Linked DNA regions of Mus musculus: region 2 is linked to region 1. The links are chromatin contacts, found by POLR2A ChIA-PET in ENCODE. All regions are on one chromosome and are shown on one strand. The core of a region is the stretch at or near the end of the contact, and the rest is flanking DNA. Distances in the headings are between cores, read along the strand shown.

The links. ChIA-PET counts read pairs that join two places held with the same protein, here RNA polymerase II (POLR2A).
Region 2: POLR2A ChIA-PET joins it to region 1 with 30 read pairs in embryonic stem cell. The contact joins the promoter of Khsrp here to the promoter of Gpr108 in region 1. POLR2A ChIA-PET finds 5 or more read pairs at or near these places in 3 of 5 experiments (Patski and embryonic stem cell).

Annotation. Positions count from the first base shown.
Region 1 is chr17:57,245,845-57,250,446 of GRCm38, forward strand. Gpr108 (G protein-coupled receptor 108) reads right to left here and starts at 1,845. Exons shown (of 17, transcript NM_030084.4): 1 at 1,667-1,845; 2 at 920-1,039. The coding sequence starts at 1,792. It overlaps Trip10 (thyroid hormone receptor interactor 10), which reads left to right and starts at 3,607. Exons shown (of 15, transcript NM_001242389.1): 1 at 3,607-3,727. The coding sequence starts at 3,704.
Region 2 is chr17:57,028,703-57,033,304 of GRCm38, forward strand. Khsrp (KH-type splicing regulatory protein) reads right to left here and starts at 2,805. Exons shown (of 18, transcript NM_010613.3): 1 at 2,446-2,805; 2 at 340-436. The coding sequence starts at 2,697. Slc25a41 (solute carrier family 25, member 41) reads right to left here. Exons shown (of 7, transcript NM_175333.3): 7 at 4,070-4,481. The coding sequence ends at 4,294.

The sequences.
Region 1 (4,602 bases), core at 595-3,094:
GATCTGTGAGCTCAAGGTCTACATATTGAGTTCCAAGACCCTGTCTTGAACATTACCTCTCTGCCAAAAAAACCACAAGGCCACTCCCAATGGGTCATTTATATCACACCTCTTCACCCAAGGCTCAGGGAATGAAACTGAGGAGGAGGAGGAGGAGGAGGAGGAAAAGGAAGAGAAAGAGGAAGAGGAAGAGTCAAGACTGTAAAGGCAGAGGCTGAGGAGGGCAAGAGGGGAACATTGTCCTCTGAACACAGCAGACTGTTGCTTATGAACTCACAGCAGCTGTGGTTGCCCACACAGGATCGAGTCAGTCAACATTCCAGCATGGAGGGAAGAGGGGTGTTTGAACCCCTACACCTAACTGGGGAGCTGTGGACAGCTAGCTGATAGATGCTGAGTGAGTGAGGGTGTGGCCCCAGGAGAAACAAACAAACAAACAAACAAGAGCACCGGCCTTAGATCCCAGCACTTGGGAGACAGAGGTTGGCAGATCTCTGAGTCTGTGGCCAGCCTGGTCTACACAGAGTTCCTGGCTATCTGGGGCTACATAGTGAGGCCATATCTTTTTTTTTTTTTTTTTTTTTTTTAAAGGACATGAGATTGGGAGGAGTTTGGGAAGGTGGGAATGGATTTTGGAGGAGTTAGGGGGAGAAGCGTGTATGATTAAAATGCATTATATACATGCATATATGTTACATATATACTGGCTGGCTAATTTCTGATCCTCCTGCCTAAGCCAGCAGGGACACTAAGATGACAAATCTGTACCCTCAAACCCAGACTGCATGAGACACTGTATTCATTCTTAGGTGACAGGTGGGGAAGGCTATGAGACTGGCCACAGATCACACCGGTGAGGGACAGAGCTAAGACAGAATCCCAGAACTTGCACACTGAGTCCTCCCATGAGCCCCCTCACCTTTGGCAACTTCTTTTCTGTCTCCTGGAGGCTGAGTCGCAGTAAGCTCAGCTCTACTTCCAGGGAACCATTGGTGTAGAATCCGAAGCTGTTCAGTTGGATGTCAGCTCGCTTCTCCCCCTGCAGGAAACCAAAGACACAGTGGCACAAGGGCACTCTCCCCACCAAGTCCAGCACGACGGCGTGTTTCCCTGAGCGTCTCTATACATTTTTATTCAGGACAGGAGCATGTGAGAAAGCCTTCCTGGGTACATCGTATTGGTGCTGGTGACATTTTCCTACTTCAGTCCGAGGCAGCTAGAGGGTGGGGTTGTGTGTCCATGGGGTGAAACCCTGGCAACCCCATGACAGTCCCCATATAGACGTGCACCACCCCGAGAGCGGGCTACATAGGCTGGTGTGACTAGTTTCGACTTTCCAGAAAAGTTTTCGATTCTATCTGGGCTAAATTTTGAAAGTAGTCTCCTGTCACTCCCCTAAGTGAATTCCAGGAAGATCCTACCAGGTGGTACCCCTTCCTCCCAGGTCCTATGGTTGTTACCAAGTGTTCCCTGAAAGTTTAAGCGCCAGGAGTCAGGGGTCCCAGGAGATGAAGCCCCGCCCTCTAAGCCAGGCCAACCCATTACGAGCACCGGGCGGGGAGACCCCGGGACGAGACCACTAGCGGCCTGCAGTGGGGGGTGCGGCTGCTCCATCCACCGGCGGAGCTATGGGGGGAGACAACGAGGCCAAGCCTGCGGGGCTCACTGTGAGAGTCAGCCGGTGGATACGGCCTGAGCAGCCGCTCAGCGTCAGCACCAGCAGCGACAAGTATCCCCATCGGCACTGCGTTGGGCTCTCGCCGCTGAGCCCCCTCCTCTCGCTCACTGCCATCTCTGGGGCTGCGACTGCCCCCCGAACACAGCCTCTGACGCCTGATAAGGCCTACCCACTTTTCAGCCAATAGTCGCACGACGTGGTCTAGTCACCCAATTAGCAACTGAGATTCTTTTGATTGTCAGAAGGCCTCCCAAATGGGCGTGCTTATCCTTTTCAGCCCCGGCTTTCATACTCTCCAATCGCTAAACAGATTGTCCCGGATGTAGTTTGAGGAACAGGACGATTCACCAATGATCCAGGAACCCATATCCGTCCCTTAAAGCGGAATTCCTTCAGCAACTCTTAACGGTCCAAGACTACATTACCCAGAATATAGAGGGAGCAGATCCGTGCAACGAAGCATGCATAAACTACATTTCCCAGTATTCCCAAGGACGCACTTCCTCTCCCACCCCTCACTTCCCCGATACCCTGCTCCCGGCCAGAAGTGGAGACTTAGTCAACGTACGCGTCTATGAGCTTACCTTGTTTCAACTTTGCTGGGCCACCGAAAAGCCTAAAATTCTTCGCACTATGCTGATCTCTAATCCTCGGCTGAATGCCGCTGTAGGTCCTACCTGAAGACTCCGCCCTAGGCGTAACCTTGCAGCAGCTGAGTTCCCTACTTCAAACTGAAACATAGGCTCCTCAATTCCTACTGAGTCCTCAGATCTGGAAGAGTCCCAGCTGCTGGATCCTAGTTGTAGCTTGCAACTCTTAATTAGATTGCTGACCCTGGCGCGAAGCTTCCCACCGTAGTGTGATACCTTTTTCGTCACTGGGACTCTGAGTCCTTCTCCACCCTCCTCCACCATCCCTCTACCCCACTTTACATCTCAGAGCTTAGCCCACAAGCCACCAGCAGGTGGGGCCAAGGCCTATTGGAGCCTCAGTTCCAGCACTGGCTCCAGGGCGTCTTTCCTCAGAAGTCTAGACTGCTCTTCTAGCTGCAACACAATGGTGTTTTGACACTTGCGTAGCGGCGGAGAAAGCACCTACAGCCAGGGAGAGTGGGGTGGGAGCCAACAGGGCCTCTTCCCTTTTATCCGGGAGCCTTAAGGGGGTTTACAAGGCGTGAAAGGACTTTTATGATTGGGAGGACCCGAAATCCTAAGCCCCAGGGTCCCAGAATCTAGAGGCAGTTCTGATTTGGGCCTTACATACTGAATGAGGCTGGAAAATGTGTAGTCAAGTGCAAGTGCGCGGTGCTGTGCGTGCATGCGTGTGTGTGTGTGTGTGTGTGAGTGTGTGCCTAGCCCAGAACGGTGCCCAAAGGACAACCTGTCCTCTGTTTCTCAGAGGAGACTCTGGCGGGAAGGAAGAGAAGTCAGGATGCGGTGGTGTTGGGGGGTGCTAATGGACCTGGCCTTGGCTGGATGTGCATCCTGGGCAAGATCGAAGTCATCCCATCTCTGTGGCCGGAGGGAAACAGACTATTAGTGAGACGAAATGGAGATTTCTGGAGCCGAGTAGGTCCCCGCAAGAGCCTAATGACCAACCACAGATTTTCCCTGCCATGGAGTGGGGACACGTGGGAAAGACTGCTTGGATTTGGGGTTTTGATCTCTTGACCCTTTATAAAAAAAATGCGAAGTTGAAAGGAAAGGATGAATAGTTTGGGATGGCAGAGGAGAGAAATATGGGGTACAAATTTTGAAAATTAATCGAGGCGTACTTTGAGGTGGCGCATGGCCCTTTAATGGGGGGCGGGGCATCATCTGGACTCCGCCCTCAGAGCCCCCCGCTGGGGGCTCGGCAGAGTAGAGGCGTGGAAAGGCACGAAGGGGCGTTGTAATCTAGGCTGGTGGGCGTGGCCTGGCGGCGGGGCGGGGCGAGGTTGGGCACACTGCCCTGGGGCTGAGTCTCCGGTGGAGGGCGGCGGAGACCCGGGCAGGAGGCGGTGGCGTCCTGGGCGGCAAGAGCAGCATGGATTGGGGTACCGAGTTGTGGGTGAGTCTTTTTCCCCAGTTCCCACGGTTCTCCCTTGCTGGGGTCCTGGCTTCTCCGCTCTTTGTCCCCGAAGTACCTTAGCCCGGACTCCACGCTTTCCCTTGCAGCTGATCCCTTGGGTCCCCGCCCTCTGCCCTCCGCACTCACTCAAAAGTTCCTTTGGGACTTTCAAGACGCCCCGAGGACGTAGGGATACTTTGCCCAGGACCCGCATAGGGAAACTGAGGCACAGAGTTGAGAGGAAGACCATCTGAAGAAGTCCCTGGACCAGGCCAGGGAGGGGGGACAGCTGGGTGAGGTCACCTATTTTGAGCGCCCTGGCCTGGCTTGGAGGCTAATCTTACGGCCCCTGGGTCCCTGCCCGTCGCCCGCCTGTCCGGCTGGGAGGGGGAGGGGACCCTTTGGTCACCTTCTGTCCCACGTGGGGCCTTACCGGGTTCCTTCCCCGCTTACAATTGGAACGCTGAGGGGGAGGGGAAGGGGCTATAGGACTCGGCCCCGGGCGCTGGGCGGAGCCACCCCTTACCCGCCTCTTAACCTCACCCAGGAAGCCCTAGAAGTTTCCCTGAATCCTTGTCGGACTATTGACCCCTCCTCTTTCTGGAGGCGGTGCAATCTTAGGATGTAGTGGGGGTGAGCCACTATAGTGGAGGCATCACAGAAGCAGGGGAAACTGAGTCACTCAACTGAGGATCCCGGGGGATCTTGGCGAGTGGGGAAATTTGGCCATAGAGGCCCCCCGACCCTGCTTCCACGCACTTTGAGCTGCACGAACTCATCCCTTCTGTGCCTGATTTTTGTGCCAAGCCCTCTTGATTTTTTGGAATTTGGAGGGGATTAGAGGAGGGGTGAGGGAACTGGCGTGGTTTAGCCTC
Region 2 (4,602 bases), core at 1,555-4,054, 220 kb before region 1:
GCCTCTGCCTCCCAAGTGCTGGGATTAAAGGCGTGTGCCACCACCACCCGGCTCTTTCTGGTTTTCCGAGACAGGGTTTCTCTGTAGAACCCTGCCTGTCTTGGAACTCAGAAATCTGCCTGCCTTTGCCTCCCAAGTGCTGGGATTAAAGGTGTGCACCACCTCTGCCTGGTGCTAGCTATCTGATACTTAAGGGTGGCAGATGGGACAAAAAGCTGGGCTGGCTCCCCTGTCTTGAAGTCCCACTGGGACAAAATGCTACTCTTAGCCCCAGGCCTCCCTCTCAGGTGAGAGCCAGCTGCTGTTACTGCCGCCGCCGCCGCCGCCACCAGCAGTTACCTCCATCTTCCAGCTGTCTCTTTTGGCCCCCAAAGCCAAAATCAGGAGTGTTGTTATTCACGGTGGTAGCAGCATCACCTCCGATTTTGGCTGCAATCTAGGGTGAGGTAGAAATATAGATGAGTTACCATCCCAAGCAACTCTCAAGTTTATCTCCAGCTTTGGCCTGGAGTGGCTCTCCCTGATTTTGAGGAGTGTGGGCACAGACATAGACACTCTAGAAGCTTTTATGAATGTCTCCCAAGTTTTCTAAGAACTATAGGCTCCCTGTCCCCATTACAGTCAGGATCTGTGACCACAAGTGCAAAAGGAACAGCAGCCAAGGAAGACAGGGATTCCTGGACCACCCCCACAAGTGGCCTGGACAGCAAACAGGATTTCAATGTGGTCCCTACAACCTTCCTGTCTTTTACCCTGGACATCTTTACAAAATCATCCTGAGAAATCTCAGCCAAGTTTCTACCTTCAAGGCACCTGACATCCCAGTATGACCAAAACAAAAGCCCCTTTGGGGCACACACTGAGTTTCAAGTACACAGAGAACATATATACATCACCCCTAAGTCATCAAACACACTCCAAATCCTGAACTCAGGATCTGGCCTATGCTATTATAAAAAACAAAAAAAAAAATTGTGCTTACCCTTGACAGGGAGTGTCATCTCAACTGACAGCACTTACCCACGGGAAGCTGCCTCGTAAGACAATTTGGGGGATGACCAGAAAAAAGGCACGCTAAAGCCCATCCCACCTCGGAGGAAGGCAGAGGTGATAATGAAGAGGGCAGTAACTCAATGGGTCCTCCCACCTAGGGAGGAGCCAGTCCTTAGGCCGGAGGCCTTGGGACAACCCCAGGATAGCAGCATCTGTGGTAAGCCTGGCCTGTCCAACTCTCAGAATGTACCCGAGTGGGGTTGTGAGCAAGGCTGAGCCAGGTCACACCAGCACATAACACTCTTAAATGCGGTCATCAAAACAAGGCATGTTCCCAAAGACAGACAATACTTTTGAATTCAAACAGTAAAAAGCAGGATCCCGTGTCCACCTTCCCCACCTCATCCCAAAGCCCAGGCTCTCTAACAAAGGGTCGGTCCTCTCTTCATCAGAAAGAACTCTCCCAACCCCTTACCAAATCCCTTCCTAGGGAAGGTACAGAAATGGGCCAGGGGACCTGTTTTGACTTGAAAATAGGAGTAATGGTGTGTAAAGCAAGATCCTCTAAAAGGGAGTTGAATTTCTGGGCGGGTGCAAATGTGTGCTAAGATGGGTCCCCCCCACTTTCTAAGTATACGGCCAAGCTCAGTCCCTGTGCAAACCTAGGACTCCGTCTTGGGAACTAATATATTCTGAACCCTCAGGTCTCTGAATAGCGGTCTCCTACCATCCTGCGATGCAACTTTACAAACCCTGAGAAGCCCTTGGGGACCCTAAGACTCCAAGGGTTCAAAGAGGGGTCTCACAGCATCTCTGACCCCATCCTTCATGAACTCAGGAATTGCTCTTACAGATCTGCCTCAGTTTCTAGAACCCCATGGGTCCTAAGGGGGTGCCTAAGTGAAAACCCAGGAGTGATTCTTGGGGACATCCTCATAACATTCAAGCTCAGGCCTTTGGAAAACTAGGAGACCTCTCCAAATCACAAACAGTCTTGGACTTTAGAGTGGTCCTCAGAATGCAAACCCTATATCTTGAATGGAAATAACGGGTGCAAGCTCGGGGGGTGGCTCTTGGGGACACTGTCCCAGACTGCAACCTTTATGGGTCCTAGAGGAATCCTCTAGTACACCCAGGAAAAAAATCGTGGGAACTCCAAAGCTGCAACCCTCCTAATAGAGAAGACCTGGTGCAAGTACAGGGGTGGGTCTCAGGGACCCCAAAGGCTGCAAGCCCTGGTACCCAAGAGAAACCGTCCAGTGCAAAGTCTAGTTTTCGGAGATCCCCCCTTCAACGCACCCTTAACTACACGCACGCAGAGGGTCACCCTCACACCGTGACGGCCCCAGACTCCCCGCCCCGAGCCCGCCGCCCACGTGACCCTCCCGCGACCCCGCGCGCGCCGCTGCCCCCTCCCCCGCGCGCGCGCACGCGCCCTCGCGGCCCCCTCACCTGGCGGGCCCGCTGCACGGCGTCGGCGAAGGCGTCCTTGCGGATCCCAGGGCCGCCGCCACCGGGAGGCTGTGAGGGGCCCCCGGACGCGCCTCCTCCACCCGGGCCGCCGCCGCCAGGGCCTCCGCCGCCCCGGTCTCCCGCGCCCGGCGGGCCCGGCGGAGGGCCTCCTCCCGCACCCGCGGCTCCCCCTCCGCCGCCAGCGGGAGGCGGCGGGCCGGGCGGGGGACCTCCGGTGTTGTAGTCCGACATGGCGCGGCGGGGACGGGCTTGGTGCGGAGGCTTCAAGCTGAGGAGGCGGAGGCGGCGGCGGCTCAACGCGGGAACAAGGCCTCGCTCCACACGGCCGCGGAGCACGATGGGAAGCCAGCGGCTGGGAAGGCGACGGGGAGGGGGGGTCGCGGAGGGGGAAGAGGGGCACCTCCTCCCGCCACCGGCTTGACGGACGCCGAGGAACAGCCAGTAGTATACGGCTACCACTCTACGCCCGCCAATCGTGGGCCGTAAATCCGGGCGACCAGTCAGAGCTTCGGAAGATGCAGGGGGCGGGAGGCGCGGTGTGACTGACGAAGATAGGACTCAATAAGCCCAGGGCTGCTGGCGCTGGGCGGGCAATTGGAAGTCACGCGAGAAGTCAGGAGGCCCAATGAAGCGCGAGTTCCACCTTCTCGGGGCGGCTCTAGGATGAGAGTGACGGCTCTGATCAGTCACGTGGCCTTGAGGGCGGAGCCTATGAAAATTCTCTGGGATGAGCTGGGCGGGCGCTCGGCAAGATAGTCGTCAACACCAGCTAATGAATACACTTAGGAGGCGGTGCTTGCTAAGATTGGCAGTCATTTGATCCAGTCCCCGAAGCATTTTGGAGGATGCGCTTGGATTTGGACGTGACTTTTCTCAGAATCCTTGTCCTCTGACTTCTGAGCCAATGGCTGAGCGACAAGGGCAAGCGTTCAATGATTGACCCCTCTGTGGACAAATAGCAGTAACAGAAGTAATAGTGCCCGCTTGCTGAGAGCCAGTGAAAGCGCATCTGCATTGGGGTGGAACCCGCTACCAGGCGGCAGGAGCGGATTAGTGGGAGCAGAAGTGAGTGGCAGAGGACGTGGGAGGTAGTGCTCAGCAGCCGGAACTATGGGCAGGACCTTAAGTCAGCGCCCCAGTAGCCTGGCTTGGGGAGGCCTTGCCCGTGGCCTGCCCGAAGCCTTGGGGGGTGGGGGGAGTGGTGGCCCGAAATTGGGTGAAGATTTTCCCTCAAAGGACCTTCACTTCCAAGACTCATGACACCAACTCCTCAAACTTCAAGCCTATTCCCAACCTCGACCCAGGCCCCCCACAGGGGTCCAAGTCTCCTGCTCCCAACCCTGGACTAAGAAGGAACCCCAAGTTCCCACAGGAGTCCAAACTTCCAGTTGCCACCCTGGGCCCAGAAGTCCCAGGTCCATTTACCGGAGTTCAAGACCCCTAGAGCTCCTAGCCTGGACCCCAAAATCTCAGGTCCTCCTGATCCCCAAGTCGTCAGGGTGGGGGTTGAACTTAGGATCTCATAAATGCTAGGCAAGCACCCTAGACGATACACCCCATCTCCCAGCTCCCACCCAGAACCAGCTAATCTCAGACACAGACGTCCAAAACTATCTTTATTCATTGTCTGCATCTTCTCTTGAACAAGCCTGCAAAAACCCGGCTGGAATCCCAACTCAGAATCCCAATTGGAGGACTCCCAGCGCTTTTCTAATCCGAGTCCTGGGTGGTTTTTGCAAACCAAAATGGCCTTAAAGCCTGAGCCTTGGAGTGCTTTTTGAGACTCAGGGACACTGGGTCTTCCATTCTCTTCTTGTTCAGGGCAGGTCATCTGCTCAGGACTTGTACACCCAGGGTTTTCTTCATGGCTTCATACACCAGGTAGCTGATGCCGCCTGCTGGCAACACCTTCAGTAAAGTGGGTGTCATGCCTCTGTACAGCCCCGGCCAGCCCTGCTGGCTCAGTATCCTCTTGAAGACTCCCTGCATGGTGGGGTTGGAGCCCTCCACAGTGTCTGGGGATAGACATAGACAAGGTCAGCACTGGGTATGATGTGAGATTCACTGTGAAGGATCTGATCACACTGAGGGAATGTTGTAGAGATCATTTGGTTATTGTTATATATGTATGTATGT